Regions from separate parts of the Homo sapiens genome. Here region 1 is linked to region 2. A link is an interaction called in ENCODE POLR2A ChIA-PET data of the cell type or tissue named here. Cell type or tissue: A673. All regions are shown on one strand.

Evidence for each region. ChIA-PET counts read pairs that join two places held together with the same protein. Peaks named below come from ENCODE experiments on the same cell type or tissue, not always from the same donor. Only the 100,000 strongest peaks of a DNase experiment are listed, where the experiment ranks them.
Region 1: POLR2A ChIA-PET joins it to region 2 with 7 read pairs; 1 of 35 experiments calls an interaction of 5 or more read pairs at or near these places.

What each region holds. Positions count from the first base shown.
Region 1 is chr3:89,029,994-89,034,993 of GRCh38, reverse strand. No RefSeq gene overlaps it. Among named protein-coding and RNA genes, the nearest start is that of EPHA3, 75 kb to the left of the region's middle. In A673, no CTCF peak of the experiment used is centred here; a DNase peak (open chromatin) is centred at 2,163; H3K27ac peaks cover 971 bases.
Region 2 is chr3:87,796,780-87,801,779 of GRCh38, reverse strand. All of the region lies in intron 1 of HTR1F (5-hydroxytryptamine receptor 1F), which reads right to left. Among named protein-coding and RNA genes, the nearest start is that of HTR1F, 6.6 kb to the right of the region's middle. RefSeq lists cis regulatory regions at 38-225, 3,446-3,766. In A673, no CTCF peak of the experiment used is centred here; a DNase peak (open chromatin) is centred at 3,069; H3K4me3 peaks cover 306 bases; H3K27ac peaks cover 2,204 bases.

The DNA.
Region 1 (5,000 bases), 1.2 Mb before region 2:
GCTTTGTTTACCTACTCAAGCCTCAGCAATGGCAGGCGCCCATCCCCCAGCCTCACTGCTGCCTTGCAGTTCGATCTCAGACTGCTGTGCTAGCAATGAGCCAGGTTCTGTGGGCGTGGGACCCTCTGTGCCAGGCGGGATATAATCTCCTGGTGTGCCATTTGCTAAGACCATTGGAAAAGCACAATATTAGGGTGGGAGTGAATCGATTTTCCAGGTGCCCTCTGTCACAGCTTTGCTTGGCTATGAAAGGGAATTCCCTGACCCCTTGTGCTTCCCAAGTGAGGCAATGCCTCGCCCTGCTTCGGCTCACGCTCGTTGCGCTGCACCCACTGTCCTGCACCCACTGTCCAACAAGCCCCAGTGAGACGAACCCGGTACCTCAGTTGGAAATGCAGAAATCACCCGTCTTCTGTGTCGCTTACACTGGGAGCTGTAGACTGGAGCTGTTCCTATTCGGCCATCTTGGAACCGCCCCTTGGAATAAAGCTTTTTCAATGGAGCTGGGAAGAATGGATGAGTAGTAATGCTCATAGCTTTTACTTCTTAGGAAGAAGTCAAAATGTTAGACAGGGAGCTGGGAGAAGAGTGAGTTCTATCTTCTTGGCTACACCTGCCTTCAGTAGAACTTTTGTCACACTGAGCTGGGGGAGGAGGGTGAGTAGGTTATAGGTGAAATGGCACAGATTCCAATTGCATAGACTCTATTGAGTAAATGTTTCTCCATTTGCTGTATGCCCTTAGGACAATTTCCAGAGACTTAAAGAGGTTTTATTTTTAATTTTTTGTTTTTGTAATTTTCATGAGCTATAGTTGCTTTGTGGAAAGTTATGGTTGTTTTGTTTTAGAAGACGGTCCAAAGCAATCCTCACATTACCATTCCACAAGTATTTCATGCCCTTTGTGCATTTTTCCAGTCTGGCAAGTTTGTCTTATGGTATTTATGTATTTTCCAGTTCCTTTACTTGCACATGTATTTTTGGAGGACAGATTCTATGCATCTGAGTTTTGTACACTCTTCTCAGTTGTTGTTTGCTAAACAATACACCATACTTTTCACATATAATAGTCTGGCTAAACCTCATCCATTCAAAATATTATATTTTCCCCTAATGGTCATCTTTATTTCCTTTTAGGCTACTTCTACTTTTCACATTTCTTTATTGTCTACTTTGACATATCTCATAATTCATAAAGCTCCGTGAACCAAAGCAATGATTCTTGGATGTACCCTAATCTCCTCAATTAATTTTGTTATATTCTTTTTATTCTCTACAAGTTGTTTAATTATTTTAGAAGTATGGGACCAAAGTTCCCAAATTACAGATCTAAATTATGGCATTGTTTATGAACAGGAATAGATTTACCACATGTTTTCAGCAATATTCCCAATGATAAATATAACTATATGTTATTGAGCACTTTCTATGAGTCAAGACTTCTAATTTTTTCACATGTATTTTTTAAATTTAATTCACACTAGTCTCTGCTAGTAAAATATTGAAAGCATAGTTTTATACATAAGGACAATAAGAAAGAGAAGTTAAGTAACTTGCCCAATATGACACAGTGACACAGCTGAATTATATATTTTAACAGGAAATAGAAAATATTTTCTCTTATCACAAATCCCATGAGATCATGCTCCACATTTAGTTGACACTTACAGTGTCAGCAACATATTAGGATATTTTTAGGGACCAGATAATAACAAATCTAGATACAGTATTAATATAGACAACTCAAGCAAATATTCTGATCAGGTGATTTAGCTTATGTATATAATTTTTCATATCCTCAAAATAATAAATTTATAGGAATGTTCTTAGAAAAAAATGAAATTTGGAGACAATAAGTTTTTATTTTCATGCGATTTTGGATTGAATATGTCTAACCGTAAAATAATGTTACTTTTTACAGTCTTTCCCCCCAAAATCTGCTATGTTTATGTGTTCAATTTATAATCTCCTTTTCCGTTATGTACACTGGGAACATGCTACATGGCTTACAGTAAGGAATCATTGTGATCTGAAAAGCCAAACCCAACATCATATTTCTTAGCTCTAATATCATTAGACAGTCATATTTTATAGCTGTGACAGCAAGGCTATGACAGATGACACTTTGAGAGTGTTGGGGGAGAAAGCTCATATAGCACTTAATCAAATGGTTGCAATGTCTGAAAGGATTAAAGTCAAGCAGACTATGACTCATAAAATTATGTTTCCTATTATTATCTTAAAACTGACAATGAAATACTGTCTTAAATGTGTATGTATGTGCGTGTATTTCCTATTCTTTCTGAAAAAAAATTTCCATAGCACAAAGTTAACATGATTTTTTTCCCAGCAAGTTTGTATATTGATTTTTTTGAAAGTATGCATGTATGTATGTACTTTCTATGCTTCCTGAATACTTGAAATAGTGTCTGTGGTAAACTGTGTATCAACACTACTTCCTAGCTAATGAGTATTAGACTATTGCATAACTGCAAACATCACACACACACACACACACACACACACACACACAGACAGAGTCTCTTTTACTCTCCCTCTAAAGAAAGAATAAACAAAAGAAAAAGAAGAAAGAAAGCAGGAAAGAAGAAAGAAAGAAAAAGAAAGAAAGAAAGAGAGAGAGAAAGAAAGAAAGAAAAAGAAAGAAAGAAAGAAAGAAAAAGAAAGAAAGAAAGAAAGGAAAGAGAGAGAAAGAAGAAAGAAAGAAAGAGAAAGAAAAAAGAAAAAGGGAGAGGAAGGAAGGAAGGATTACTTTTAAGGTTCAGAGATATTTGTTAATACATTTTTCAGTGTTTTCATTAGCAAAGTATATGAACAATTCCAATCCTAATTTATTGCCTAAGGTTAGAATAGAACTTGCCCTTTGTTGCCATGGTAAAAAAAAAAAAAAAGAAAAAGAAAGAAAGAATTTCCACTTACTACAGCTTACAAAAGCAAATATAAAAATTGGAAAATCTTCTAGCAAAGAAATTTAAAGTGTGTTGCCCTCCAAAATAAAATTTCCGTGTTCCTGAATGGCTACTTATAGATGCTTTCTCTCAAATGTTTTCTAAGAAAATTTATTGTCAAATTTTCCTTTTTATAATAATTCTAGATTTTCAAATAGAAAATTATAGCTAATGTTGTGTATGATGTTTCCAAAGTCTTCCTTTCATTATTGCATTACTCTTTATAATCATCATAGTCTGTTATAATGAAGAGCTACTTTGGATGTACAATAATGGCACTTTTGACAAATTTAACCACAAAGCAATGTTATCTATTAGAAACAAGTTACTGAAATAAAAAAAAAAATTAACAGTTAAAACAGATGTGACAAACCTTGCATAATGATTCATAAAATAAATGAGACATATTGAGTGCACAAGGCATGTTATGATTTCTTATACTTACAATAGGATAAAATAAGCTCCAGGTTAGTGCATTCATGAAGGTTGTCTAATTTTCAGAAACTGTTTTCTGACATTTAGCAAGAAATGCCTGTAATCTGTATAAGCATAACTAAAATTAAAATCTACTCTCTTTGCTTCCGCTACTATATAAATTCCACTATTTTGTACAGTTGAACTCCCCCTCTACACTATCTCTGGGGCCTAACGTAAGAAGAAGCCACGAACTCATTGAGTTGGTCTAAAACTATGTTTAAAACTCAAATGCTTATAGGTCTCAAATGAATGTAAATGAGTGTCAAACTAAAGCCTCTATGCACCTCCGCATTATTTCTGGTTTTCAAAAAGAGAATAACATCTAGATTGTTATATGAAAATTTCCGATTTTTAGTATTGGTTCAGAAAGTTTTAATGAAAAAATTTCAAACTCTATAATCAGAAATCACACACAAACTTATCACTGAAACATACACACATGCACACACACACACACACACGCATGCACCCCACCTATGTCCAACTGAGGCCTTCTGACAAATCTATGATGCTTTAGAAACTGATTTAACACTGAAACATTTCCATCTATATACCTAAAATTTAATTTTCAAGAGTAAACATATGAATTTTGACATCTGTATTTCATAATACCCCCATTGATTATATTTTCTTTGTACTTGATACATTCTTATTCAATTCAAATAATGACAATAGTAATGTTTGGTTGAAGAGATAGTGGACACAGTTACTTTTGCTAAAGTGAGGGAATCATAGGGAATACGGTTGTAGTTTTTAAAAATAGTGAACATTATCAAAATATTCATATTTTGTTTAATGAAACATGACCTTTTCCAAAACACACGTATATTTTTGAAATGCACATGAAACTTTGGCTTTAAGGATCACAGAAAATGATTAATTTATCTTGGTCATGATTTTAGCTGTCACAAACTCTCAAATGTTTTATTATACTCTTACTGAAACACGCACATTGCTCAACCGGTGGAAGCATCCTATGTACTAGACAGAATATATCCCAGCATGTAGCTTGCAAATGACATTTTATAAGCAGCATATGTCTAGATAAAATTGTCATATAAAGTTCTTATATTTCCTAAGCCTGTGGAAACAAGTCATCAAAGTTTATGTTGTCTTGAGAAAAAAATTTGTCAAAGCATTATTTTAAATCTCTGCAATTAAAAAAATATTAAAATGTAACATCTAAAGAGAATACTTAGGTCATAGCTAGTTAAGGCAGATTCACCGCTATTTCATTGATTTGAGAATAAGTTTTCTTATTCTCAATCTTAAAAGATTTCTTTTAATAGAAATCTTAAAATATTTCTATTAATATGATGTGATATTTTCCTGGGTAATAGACCTCTAATGTGCAATTGAAACTTCATTTAAAAACTGTGATTTTAATAAAAAACATACAATGAGTATCTGTCAAATTTAAATATCTTTAATAATTGTGTTATGTAACATATATGAAGGGGTTTGAAGATCTTCAGAATTTCATGGAAGTTTAGGCCCGGCTCAGTGGCTCACGCCTTTAATCACAGCACTTTGGAAGGCCAATGTGGGTGGATCACCT
Region 2 (5,000 bases):
CTCCAAAATCACTAAGGAAAACTCAAGCTGCAAGCTGCTTAGGGCAAACCTGCCTCCCCTCCCATTCTATTCAAAGTCATCCCTCTGCTCACTGAGATAGCCTCCTTTGGAAAGGCTAATCAGAAACTCAAAGGAATGCAACTGTGTGTGTCTCACCTATCTGTGATCTGGAAGCTCCCTCCTGGCAAGTCCTCCTGCCCTTGCTTCAAGATGCCCCACCTTTCCAGACCAGATCAACGTACTTCTTACATATATTGATTGACGTCTCATGTCTCCCTAAAATGTATAAAACCTAGCTGTGCCCCGACCACCTTGGGCACATGTCGTCAGGACTTCCTGAGTCTGTGTCACAGGTGCACTCTTAACCTTGGCAAAATCAACTTTCTAAATTAATTGAGACCTGTTTCAGATATTCTGGGTTCACACAAACAAGATTTTACTCCACTAATTTTCACTATAAGTGTGCTACTACACTGGTATACTATAAGGTATAAGATGAGGAGATAATACAAAAAGAAAGGAAAGACTGAAGCTAAATTAGCACCAAAGAGCTTTGAATCCTAGATAAGCTAGAAAGTTAAGCCTCTGCAAAAGATGAGTGCTTATTAATAACTCCAGATTTAATTCAGATATTTTTGTTCAATATTAGTTGGCATTGTTTTGAAATAGATGAAAGTTTGACATAAGGAAAATGTAACTCCATATTCATTTCAAGAAAAAAGAATAGAAATAACTATAGTAATGTCAATTTATATTGTATACGAAAAATAAAGGCAGCTTAACACTAAAGTGGGTTATTGAGTGAGACTATATACTTTTCTTGATATTTTGTTAAATAAGAGAAATAGCCATCTGTCTTAAAGACTGTAGATACAGAAGATTACATTAGGAAACTTCTCTGGGGTTTTATTTTGTCTTTTAATTTTATGAAACAGTTTGAAAGAGAGAAATGCCATAGACAGAGTACCAATGAACCAAGAAAGACAATTTTTTGAGGTGATTTCCAGAAAATCACTCCTACTCAAGGGTAGTTGTAAAGTATTACATAACATGGCTTGTTTACAGTTGCTCTTAACTCAGGCAACACAAGAGTCACAGAAGTTTCCCTTTGATGCTGTTTGTGCTGAGCACTACAGTTCATTCAGTCTGAAGATACAGAGATGGAAAAGACTCCATTTCTGCCTCCAGGTACTCACTAGCCTAACTGGAGAGAAGAGACATGTAAATAAATAAAATACAAACAGCATGGTGAATGCACTATGGATATTTACAAAAGGATCACAGCTACTTTAGAGGAGTGAATTACTTTTTAGCAAAGGAAGAAGTCTGGGAAGAAAAACAAATCCATGTAAATTTTGGCAAATGACTAAGAATTTGCCAGGTGGAAGGAAGGATATTCAGAGCTGAGAGAAGAAAGGAAAACCTATGTCAGAGAAGTGTGAGTAGTTCCCTGTTGCTGAGCATAGCTAGTGGGCTGGCAAGGAAGGGTGGCTGAAAGTAAAGTTGGAGCAGAAATTCAGAGGAAGAAGGACTTGGAAGGATGAGCTACAGGGCTTGGCTTGTTCCCAGAATGACATGAGGAGCCACTAAAGGATTTTAAGCATGAGACAGAACTAATACCTAAAGTTAATTTGGTGACAATATGGGAAAAACGACAAATGAGGGCAAGGCTAGATTCAGGGAGATGAGTTTGGAAGGTATTGAAAGAGTCTAGACTAAGCATATTGAATAAGTAAGTAATGAATGATCAGGAAAGTATAGTATATTCGAGAGACCCATCTAAGAGTAGTCTGACTGTATTTGGCTGAGTCTGGAGAAAAACTTTAAAAAAGAAATTTGGAGAGTCTCTCTGATAGAATATGGACTATATGAGTCTTAAACATTTAGGGGAGAAAGATGAGTTTAATTATGAACCTGTTAACTGAGCATGGAGGTCATCCATCTGTCCATGTTACCATCTTGAGGGCTTTTAGTTTAATAGGGAGGATTGGGCTAGATATGCAGAAGAGAGGGGAATTTACCCCAATGCCAGGATGTATCCTACTGGTGCTACTCAGGGGACTACTTGTACCAGCTCATGGAATTACATAATGTTGTATCAGATAGTGAGGGTTTTATTCTCCTTTCAATTTCCTTTCCCTTTGGATTAACCACTTCAAAGACTTCTAGCTTGGTGGAAGTTTGTTCTTAACTTTTGCTCATCTACTTTTTACTTCAACAGAATATCAGCCTCGGGCTCAAGTCTTTTAGCTGAGAATAAATACCTAATTAAAATGTAATAATATCACTATGTTGTTTGCTATATTCTTTTTATCATTTCATCTTATTTGTGGCAGTAGTATCAATTTTCCATTAACAATATTGATAAGGATTTTATTTTTATTTATTGCTATTTTAAAATATGATTCAATTTAAAGAAATGATATAAATAAGAAACATTGTTGTATGCAGGTATGAAAAAAAATCATGAAGGCAGTATGTATAACGACTTGGATATACCAAAAGGGGACTATTATTGGGTAATGCTAGAACTGAGAGTCACCTTCACATTTGGACAAACTAGGATTCATCATCTCATTTGGTGTTGCTGAAATTACAGTAGCTGATGAAATTTTTTTATAAGAAAGCCTGGGAAAGATTCCCAACTCTCACTGATGGACTTAAATGAGTCTGCTAATTGTCTAAAATTATCTGCAAATATTTGTATCTATGTGCATTTTTCCCTTGGGGAGAAATGACATAGTTTGTTTTTATTTTCATTTTTTCCTATTTTTGTTTTGAGACTCTCAAAAGGATCTTTGACCAAAACATAAAATGGAAGTGAATGAACAAGAGAGCTAAGAATGGGCAATGGAAGAGGATCACCAAACGAATGAAGAAGTAAAAATCAAAGATATAATAAGGGGACCAAGAGAGTGCTGTCAGAGACTTCACAGGAAAGACAAGTGTCTCTGAGCCTCAGGAAAAATAAGGCATGGATGATTAATGGTTAGCTTTGTCCAATGTTACTGAGTCATTCGGTGAGCTGAGTTTTCAGTGATCAGTAGCTTCTGATTTAATAATATAGTGACTATTGCCAAAGTAGTTTCATGGGATCGTGGGAGTGGAATCCGGCCTGTGGTGGGAGAGGAGTTAATGGGAGTGGAGGAGCTGGTGACAGGAAATAAAAATTAGGTTTTTTTTTTTTGAGGGAAGATAGCTGAGAAAAGATCAAATGGGACTCTAGCTACGGCGGGTGGAGGGGGGTCAGGGTCATGAGAGTTTTGCTGTTTTTCTGCTGGTTTTATGGATGGATGGGAGTGATATAATCTTAATACCTTTAAATAACAAAGTCATGAAATACAGAAGAGGCTCAAGTTGCAGGTGGTTAAAAGAATTGTTTATGAAGCAAAATTCAGATTGGAGTGGGGGCAGTTGTGGGACCCAGAGCAGAGAGGGTGGTCAGCTTGACAATCGGCCTAGAGGGAAGCAGAGGAGCTGAGCAGATAGACATACAGGAGTTGGAACTGGTGAGGGAGATTCATTCTTGAGAACCTCTGAAGTCCCGGTGAAGAACTGTCCTGAGACTGAAGGGGGAGGGGGCAGAGACAGTGTTAGTTTGGAGCAGGTGGGAAACTGGAGGGAGTGGCAACCAATGGTAAGAAAGATTTGATGAGAGTGATGATCCGAATGACATTAAGACCTGAGACTTTATGATGCCATCAACTGCAATTGTACATGCAACTGTCCCAAGCACACTTAGCTTTAGGAATGTAGGATGCTGGCCAAAGGACAGATCCAAATCTGGGAGTTTCTGGGAAATGGCACTGTCCCTGTTCCTCAACCTGCTAGTTCCCTCTCTTACTAGCACCAGTCATGCCATCCCCTACCACTTATTAAAGGGTTTGCTCCCACAGTATTCCTTTTTGTCCCACCATCAGCTTTGCCTTCTGTGTAGTTTATCCTCATTGGTCTACTTCCGACATTAGTAACTCCCATTTTAAAAACAAGTCTCCATGGCCCACTCCAGCTACTTTTAATCTTCTTTTTGAAACTTTTTCAGAGTTGTGTGGTACATAGTATTAATTTCCTCATCACCCATTCTTTATTTTCTTTCATATTTTAAGCTACATTTTTTTTTCAGATTCATGCGTGAAGTTTTATTTAGGGTTTTGAATAGCTAATCTATGTGCACGTGATTCAAAGGTATTAAAGTATATAAAAACAGAGTTTATCTTCCTTCTATCATTTTACCCTACCATCCAGTTTCCTTCCTTGTAGGAAACTACTATTGTCTACTGTTTTTAAAATATGTTTTCATATAAAGGCTCATTTTGATTTGTTCTGTAATAAATGATAGCATTTCAAACATACTGCATTGCAACTTTTTCTGCTAGCTTAGCAGACTTTGCAGATCTTTTAATTTTAACATATGGAAAGCTGCCTAATAATTTTAACACCCAGATAGTATTCCATTGAATGTACATACAGTAGTTCCTAGTTATCTATTAGGCATAGGCCCAAGACCCCCCAGTGAATGCCTGAAACCATGAATAACTCCAAACTCTCTGTATACACACTATGTTTTTCCCTATCCATACATACCTATGATAAACTTTAATTCATAAATTAGGCACAGTAAGAGATTACCAACAATAACTAATAACAAAGAACAATTATAACAATACTCAGAATGACATGCTATTTAAAACATGATTTTTGTATGTCTGAAATTTTCCATTTAACATTTTTAGACTGCGGTTGACTGCCGGTAACTGAAACTAGGGAAAGTGAAACTGAATAAGGAGGGACTACTATATATAGATTATTTGGCTTGTTTTCTATGTATACGTATTTATGTTGTTTTCAATTGTTTGCTTATGTACAAAACTGCAAAGAGTAACTGTGAACATCTATTATTATTTTTACTTAAGTGCAAGCATATCTATAAGATAAATTCCTAGAACTGGAATCACTAGGTCACCAATCTATGCTCAATTCTTAAAGATCAATCTTGTCAC